2 separate regions of the Homo sapiens genome follow, and region 2 is linked to region 1. Evidence: read pairs that join two places in POLR2A ChIA-PET (ENCODE). Cell type or tissue: CD4-positive, alpha-beta T cell. All regions are shown on one strand.

What was found. ChIA-PET counts read pairs that join two places held together with the same protein. Peaks named below come from ENCODE experiments on the same cell type or tissue, not always from the same donor. Only the 100,000 strongest peaks of a DNase experiment are listed, where the experiment ranks them.
Region 2: POLR2A ChIA-PET joins it to region 1 with 26 read pairs; 11 of 35 experiments call an interaction of 5 or more read pairs at or near these places.

The regions. Positions count from the first base shown.
Region 1 is chr22:42,442,648-42,446,647 of GRCh38, forward strand. It overlaps LOC101927344 (a long non-coding RNA gene), which reads left to right. Exons shown (of 6, transcript NR_188414.1): 3 at 3,055-3,169; 4 at 3,516-3,592. Among named protein-coding and RNA genes, the nearest start is that of NFAM1, 12 kb to the left of the region's middle. RefSeq lists enhancers at 1,533-1,712, 1,720-2,486. In CD4-positive, alpha-beta T cell, a CTCF peak has its summit at 1,930 (motif pointing left); DNase peaks (open chromatin) are centred at 1,604 and 1,944; H3K4me3 peaks cover 1,254 bases; H3K27ac peaks cover 1,715 bases.
Region 2 is chr22:42,078,021-42,082,020 of GRCh38, forward strand. It overlaps PHETA2 (PH domain containing endocytic trafficking adaptor 2), which reads left to right. Exons shown (of 3, transcript NM_001002034.3): 3 at 1-1,418. The coding sequence ends at 53. It overlaps SMDT1 (single-pass membrane protein with aspartate rich tail 1), which reads left to right and starts at 1,680. Exons shown (of 3, transcript NM_033318.5): 1 at 1,680-1,934; 2 at 3,905-4,000. The coding sequence starts at 1,749. RefSeq lists enhancers at 1-184, 1,425-2,197 and a silencer at 1,105-1,399. In CD4-positive, alpha-beta T cell, no CTCF peak of the experiment used is centred here; DNase peaks (open chromatin) are centred at 1,651, 1,991 and 2,481; H3K4me3 peaks cover 2,125 bases; H3K27ac peaks cover 2,501 bases.

The DNA of each region.
Region 1 (4,000 bases):
GGCTTGAGCCACCACACCTGGCTTCCCTATGTTTTTCTATATCCTGATCGCTTCCTTGTACAACAAGGATTTTGCAATGCCATATTCTATAGAGAAAACAAACTTCAATCAAATTTCTTTGATATGGTAGCAGGAAGAGTTCAGGGCATGGCTGTGTCAAGTTTTCTCATGTGGGACCTGACCTTACATGCTCCTTGGATGGGCCACACTGGTGACCACGCGAGGCTTTGATGCTCTCATCACAGGGACCTGTTCTGAGTTTTATGTTGTCTTTGTTGGTTTCAACATTTTATGCCAAATCAGCAAGAAATTTAAATCTTTTTTCATCATGATCATTGTATTCATTCTCCTTCATTCATTGGTGAGCCTGTTCCTGGAAGCCATCTGTACCCTCGGACAGCCAGCAACGACTGAGCTACACATGGATAGAACCATGAACCACAAGAAATACCCCTGAATTCTGAACTATTTCCATATCAACTTCTCCCAAAATACCCACAGCCAGTCCAACACCATCCAACTGGATGGGAGCAGGGAAGGCGGGGAATCAGAGTGGAAAGAGACTTAGCTGAGTTATTTTTATTATTTTTAAAAGCCTTATTCATAGACATATGTGTATATTTAGAGACAGAGTCTATCACTACGTTGCCCAGGTTTGATTCTTTTTTTAGAGACAGGTCTGGAGTACAGTGGTGCAATCTTTGCTCATCACAGCCTTGAACTCCAGGGCTCAAGCCATCCTCCCACCTCAGCCTCCTGAGTAGCTGGGACTACAAGCATGTGCTGTGCCACCAAGCTGGCTTGGTGTGACTAACTGATGTCTCACCTTTGCAAACTTTACAGAAACATATGACATAGGAACACATTGCAATTACATATTGCAATTCAGCAGAAAAAAAAAAAAGAAAGACTTTCTTTTTACTGAATGGCACTGACTTACCAGGTACATACAAGCAAGTGGAGTCTGGGGACCACTTTTTGGCTGTTCTAGAGAAAGTGCCCCAAAGAGGATTCAGCAGCCAGACTCCTGTTAGTTTTCTCATCTCACTCAGAAGGCTCAGCCTCTGAAACAACCATTCCAGGACTTGGAGGCAGGGGATCTGGGTTAAAGGCCCAGCTCTGCCGTTTCCTAACTGTGGGGCCTTGGCAAGTGCAGGTCCTGTGAGCTTCACCAGCCTCATTAGCAAGAATAGTTCATGTTCCCCTGCCACGGAAGTGCCCTGTGAACTAGAAGAGAGCATGGGCAAGTATGGGGTTAGTCTCGCTAACAGATCAGCCAGCTTCTGTCTGGGCAATTCTGTCATTTAGGGTTTTGCTGGGGTGGCCCCGGGAGTCGTTTGGGAGTTCACCTATCTCCCCAGGCATGGAGAAGGGGTGGTGTTTCTGAATCAGGATTCTGAGCTGAACTGCAAACCTGACTGTGCTCCAAGTTTCTTGGACCAGCAAGCCCAGCTCCCAGAGTCCCGCTGCCCTGGCCTGAACCCGCCGCTCCACACCCCGGGCTCTCGGCAGCCGGGCGGCTCGTGGGAGGAGGCGCCATGAGCCTTCTTGCATTTCCTGCTTCAGACTTGATGGATTACAGAGGACTCCTGCTCCAGCTGTGGGGAACTCCAGCCCGCACTTTGCCTCCAGCCCGATGGTGCAAGATCCAGCTTCTCTTCAGCCTGGCATCAAACGTCTTTTTGATCAGCTTTTCATCCATTTTCTGAAAATGTAGTGATTGAGAGATGTTCTGAATCTTGCAGAATTCTGTGTCGCACCCTGGCCACACATCAATGCAGGCCTGAACCTGACCCTGGGTGGACTCCCTGCTCTCTGCCAGCCCCTTTCTCACCCCTGGGTCCCCACGGCCCCTGGCTCTCTCCCCTCTGCTAGAATCTCGCTGAGGGATTGGTGGGGAGGGGGTGGTCACGCACTGGGTGGAGATCTGGTGCCCCCTGGAGGCCGGACAGGAAGGGCCAGGGCGGACAAGGTCTTTGAGAACTCGGTGGCATCCCGCTCCTGATGGCCTGGGTCCCACCGCCCCTCCCCCAGCCTTCCTGACAGCAGAGGAGATTGATGGGGCGCTGCTCGAATGTTCTTCATCAGCGTCTTCAGTAATAAGCTTCTCCATTGGGTAACCGATCCTAGTTTAGCAAAACCGTTTGTCAACCATTTCCTCCCTTGAGCTTGATAAGAACCCCGTGGGAGAGGAGAGAGGGGGGCCCCCCAGGATCTGAAAAGCTGTGCCTCAGCCAAGTTCATGAGTCACTGGCGAGGAGGCCTGTAGGTCAGCAAAGCCTAGGAGGTCAAGAGTGCCCACATGGGGACCTACGGGCCTCAGGGCCGCAGGTTGCTGGGTTGGACCCTGGCTTGGAGCTCAGGATAGAAACCCGGAAACCCCACAGGCAAAGAAGGATGCAGAACAGAACAGGGCAGAACCAAGGACCCAGTGAGGGTGGCTGGCGTCAGAGCAAATATCAGAGTTCACAAGGTGAAATAATCCAAAAATCTATACAGAAAAAGCTAATCATTTTCTCCAATCTCTCCCCCAAAGGTGTCTACTCCTGCAGGCTTACCTGTAACCTTTGTCACTCACTCTTCTGATTCTGCAAACATATAAACCACGGAGCCACAGCCAAGAGAATCTGGACTTGTTCGTTTTTCCTGAAATAGGATATCTTAAATAATCCGTGGCTCAGCACTGCGCCCTTTTTTTTCTTTTCTTTTCTTTTTTTTTTTTTTTTTGAGACGGAGTCTCGCTCTGTTGCCCAGGCTGGAGTGCAATGTCATGATCTTGGCTCACTGCAACCTCTGCCTCCTGGGTTCAAGCAACTCTCCTGCCTCAGCCTCCTGAGGAGCTGGGACTGCAGGTGCAAGACACCACGCCTGGCTAATTTTTGTTATTTTTAGTAGAGACAGTGTTTCACTATGTTGGCCAGGCTGGTCTCGAACTCCTGACCTCAAATGATCTGCCTGCCTCGGCCTCCCAAAGTGCTGGGATTACAGGCACAAGCCACAGCACCCAGCCTCACTGTGCCCTTTTCACTGGCAGGCATTTTATTGTCCCTACAGACCCAAGACGGGGTGGGGGAGACGTGCTTTGTGCTCACCTGGCTGGTTCATGGGCAGGTGGCCTGGAGGACCCAGCCCTGGCAGCTGTGGGGTAGCTCCAGCCTGGGCCGGACAGGTAAGCGGAATCAAGAGATGGGGCCAGTTGCGGCTACAGGGCCAGGAGGGGCTGCAGCTCCTGGTCAGGGTCTTCAGAAAAGCAGGGTTCTGCTGGCTGGCCTGCAGTGGAAAGAAGACAGAGGGACAGGGAACTGGGGGTAGGGACAACCCTGCTCAACTAAGTGACCTTGAGAGGACAGGAGTCCCCACAGGAAAATCAGGAGACTGTTCCTCTGGCTGGGGTGGGCTGTGGGGAGGATGCTGGGCCAGCAGAGCCTGACAGAGCCACCCCAGTCATAAAAGGATATGTTTTTGTCAAGACTTTTCTAAACCCATAATCACCTCCCTCCTATGTCTTGGGTCAGCTTCTTTCATCGCAGGCACCACTGCGGACATTGCTGGGAGGAAGAGGAGGGAGAAGCGACGGGCTTCATTAGGAACGGTGAGTTTGTGACTCTGCCGCTAAGTGGCAGCTCCAGCTCACCCCCCCAGCTCCCTCCCACAGGCCACGGCTGGGCATGGAGAACTGGTGACTTCAGAGGCCCGGACAGAGGAGACGGGGGAGAGCGAGGGGCCGCCGTGCCTGAGGTCTGGGGGTGACAGCAGGGGATGGCCAAGGAGTGCAGGGCCAGCTTGCCCTGCCCTCTCTAAGAGAGTCTTACTGAATGTAGGGGTTGAATTGTGCTCCCCAAGAGATATGTTCATGTATTAACCTCTCCCTCCCCCCGACTCTTCCATTCCTGTGACTGTGAGCTGAATTTGGAAACAGGGTCTTTTCAGATGTAATCAGGTCCTTTCAACTCACGATAAAATAATCTTGGATTTAGGCTGGGCCCTATGTCCAACAGCT
Region 2 (4,000 bases), 360 kb before region 1:
AGAAGAGGGCCCAGGGGAGCCACTCAAAATGTGAGGAACAGGATAGGCCCTAAGTCTGGGCCCTTTGAGTCAGGAAACCAGGGCCAGTTCTTTTTCAGGAGTTAAATGTTTACCCATTTCCAAGGTTGCGTTTTGGGAGGGGACATGGGTTCTCTCCTTCCTGCTATTTAGGCATTCTCCAGGTTCGAGATCCACCCGTGTGTCTGGAAGGGACTGCGGGACCATTCCTTCCATCCTCTTTATTTCCTGAGGTCCAGAGAAGGAAGGAGACTTAGCAGCCACAGAGCAAGACCCCAATCTCCTGACTGCACTGGCCTGACTGCCCCCTCCCAGGGGATGTTAATGAAATGAAGGAAGTGGGGAATGTCACCCGAGACTGTCACAGGCTTGCCATACCTTTGGCCTACACACCGGGCTCTAGAGCCATAATTTCCAACCTGGGGAGTCTCCTGTGCACTTAAATCCGAGGTAGGCTGCAGTATCGGCTTGAAGCTCTGACACTGTCAGAGAAAGTGGATTTATTGTGTCATAGGAGTTTCTGGGACCCAGCTCTTCCTGAGAGGGGTGGGAAGATTGGGGATGGGATCCTCACTCAGCAGTCTGGGTAGGGCCCTTTGAGGCAGAGGGTCTTCGGCCAGTGAAGAGAGATTTATTCTGCTCAGAGTGCTGGGGTCCCATCCTTTCTCCCTGGCTGCCCTGTTAACAGATGGTGCTGGACCTTGCCCCGGAAGGGGCTTGTAGCTTTTTTACGTCAACGAAATGCCCTCCTGTACTCTGTCTTCAGCAGCCAACTCCTGGAGCTGCCAAGTGAGGGGTTAAAGAAGAGGTGGGGAGGCAGTGTGGCTCCCTGGGAAAAGTCTGTTGCTTTGGTTCTCAGTCCTGGGTATTCTAGGAGCTTGGACACGGGATTGCGTTTCCTGTGCTAAAATTCTCTCTCCTGGCTGGGCTCCGGTAAACTGAAGCTGCTCGAGAAATCACCTGGGAACTCTCATAGCCGTTTGTCACCCAGGGTGTACTTGCCAGGACCTCTCCTTGCTACTCTTCCCAAAGTCGGGAGGCAAAGCGGCTGGGTCACCAGAGCCTGACCATACTGACGCTCCAGGGGGAAGACGCAGAGGCCGGGAAGAGACACCCCCTCCCAAACACATAAAACTTGCCCCTTCCTAGCCTCGGCTCCCCTCACTGGGGCCTTGGGCAGGACCGACCCGCATCCAACTAGGCCTAAGGGGTAGGCTCTGAGCCTCTTACCCCTAAGAGGCGGAGATGCGCCCAAGGCGGGCGCCCGGCCTGTTCCCCAGCCCTGCCTGGAAGCCCCGCAGCCACTGCATTTTGTTTAAACACAGATAGCACGGGCCTTTCTCTTATTGCTACAGTGTTTTGTACACGGTTAAAACACTAGTAAAGCTTTTTCGTTATTACTCCTTCCGCTCCCTGGGTTTATTTCCACAACCGGCCGCTGAGGCCTGTTCTGACGGCCGGGCGGACCCAAGACCGCGGCCACGCCCAGCAGGACGCGGACTGAGGGAGCCGGGGCTGCGCCGCCACTCTCGTGACGCCACCATGCCGGCCAGTGACAAACACCTCCCTCCCGCCGCCCCAGGAGCCGCCGGCACTGCGCGAGTGGGAGGGCTGGGCTTCTCGTGTACTCCTCAAACTCTCGCGAGGCTTCGGGCGGCTTTCTTCCCGAGGGCGGCACGAGGGCTGGGCGGTGGGGTGCGGGTGCCCGGGTGAGGGGCGGAGCTGGGGGCATGGCGTCCGGAGCGGCTCGCTGGCTAGTATTGGCACCCGTCAGGTCCGGGGCTCTCCGGAGCGGGCCTAGCTTGAGGAAAGATGGCGATGTCTCCGCCGCATGGAGCGGCTCAGGCCGGAGCCTGGTACCGTCGAGGTCAGTCATCGTTACCCGCAGCGGCGCCATTTTGCCCAAACCGGTGAAAGTGAGTGTCCTCCTGGAGACGGGGCGAAGGGGCTGAGGCCAATCATTGTGGGGAGTGCGTGAGGGCGGCGCTGATTGATAGGAGCCAAGGCCAATCATAACGATTACCGTAGACTGGAAGGCGGACCAAGAATACGCTAATGAGTTGCTAATTTTGACAGGTGTGTAGAAAATGGTAGGTAGACAGAAGATGGGGGGCAAACGCTGAGGAAGTTGGCCTTTTACATTAGCTTGTCCTGAGAGGTGCGGTGCTCTGCTCCTCTGGAGTCAGAAGACTAGGCCGTGTGCTTCTAGCTTAGAGCAGTCCTGTAATCTCTGCCCTGCCTGTCTCCTAGTTTATGGGATGAAATATGAATTTTGAAAGGACTCTGTAAATAAAGGGTACGTGGGACGGGCCTCATCTTTTTATTAGTTGTCACCTAATATTTAATTCATGTGATTTACAGTCCTGATAGATGTGCAGGGAATTATTACAATCACGGGTTTTCAAATGAAGAATCGGGCTAGAGCGGTGAAGCTCGTATCCAAGGCCAGCGCTGAGGACGCAGCATCCGGGTTTCTTCCTGGTACCGTCCCCACCAGGTCCTGTCTTTTTCCAACACTGAACGCTATCACATGCTTGAGTTTTTCTAGGGAAAACGGAAACAGTCCCTTATATCAAGCGAAAGTTTGCTTTACGACTGCAGGGCTGTGTGGTGTGGGAGTTAAAAAAACAAATTCTCTTAAAGCTAGTCTAGCCTATGCTAACTCACACAATTGACTGTAGGTCCATGTTGGGAAAGACCTGCCTTATCAAAACAGTTGAAAAAAAAATTTTTTTAATTCTAGGAATACGAGAGAAATGTTGCTGAGATTTTACTGACATTCTCCCAATCCATCTAAAGTCTTTGAGTGTAAATACATGCCCACTTTCAAATACATCTGTTTCTAAAATTTTTAAATCAAATTTCTCAGGCATCAGGGAACCTGTTACTTAGTGAACTGTGTAGAATATCCCTTCACTGTACATCTTTCTGTCATCGGTTTTCGTGTATTTCGTGTTCAGGCAGAGCTCACCGTAGTCTGGCCCTCCTAGTACTGGTGCACCCGATTGCCTGTAGGGATTTAAAGTAATTAGCAGGCTGTGTCCTAACTTTAGATGTCTAGGGTGCCTTAGACTTTTCTTTCCAGTGGACTTTTCGTCCATTTTGATGGCCATAACAGTCACCTTATCTCCTTTTTTTTTTTTTTGAGACGGAGTCTCACTCTGTCACCCAGGCTGGAGTACAGTGGCACAATCTTGGCTCACTGCAGCCTCCGCCTCCCGGGTTCAAGTGATTCTTCTGCCTCAGCCTTCTGAGTAGCTGGGACTACAGGCATGTACCACCACACCCGGCTAATTTTTTGTATTTTTAGTAGAGACGGGGTTTCACTATGTTAGCCAGGCTGATTTCGAACTTCTGACCTCGTGATCCGCCCGCCTCAGCCTCCCAAAGTGCTGGGATTACAGGTGTGAGCCACTGCGCCCGGCCTTTTGTCTTTTTTTTAGACAGAGCCTCACTCTGTCTCCCAGGCTGGAGTGGAATGGTGCAATCTTGGCTCACTGCAACTTCTGCCTCCTGGATTCAAGCAATTATCCTGCCTCAGCCTCCCGAGTAGCTGGGATTACAGGTGCGCACCACCATGCTGGGTCAATTTTTTGTATTTTTAGTAGAGACGGGATTTCACCATGTTGGCCAGGCTGGTCTCAAGCTCCTGACCTCAGGTGGTCCACCCACCTCAGCCTCCCAAAGTGCTGGGATTAAAGGTGTGAGCCACCCTGCCTGGCCTTCTCCTTTTCTAATTACTTTTCTTGCCCTGAATTTTTCCAAGGACTTTAAAATCAAGTTGCTTATGATGGGTCTGAGGGTATGTCTGTGAGAGGGCCAGGTCTTCTTTGGTCCTGCCAGAGTGGGCTCTGGAGCTCACAGCTGCCACTCTGACCCTCTGCAGATGTCCTTCGGCCTTCTCCGTGTGTTCTCCATTGTGATCCCCTTTCTCTATGTCGGGACACTCATTAGCAAGAACTTTGCTGCTCTACTTGAGGAA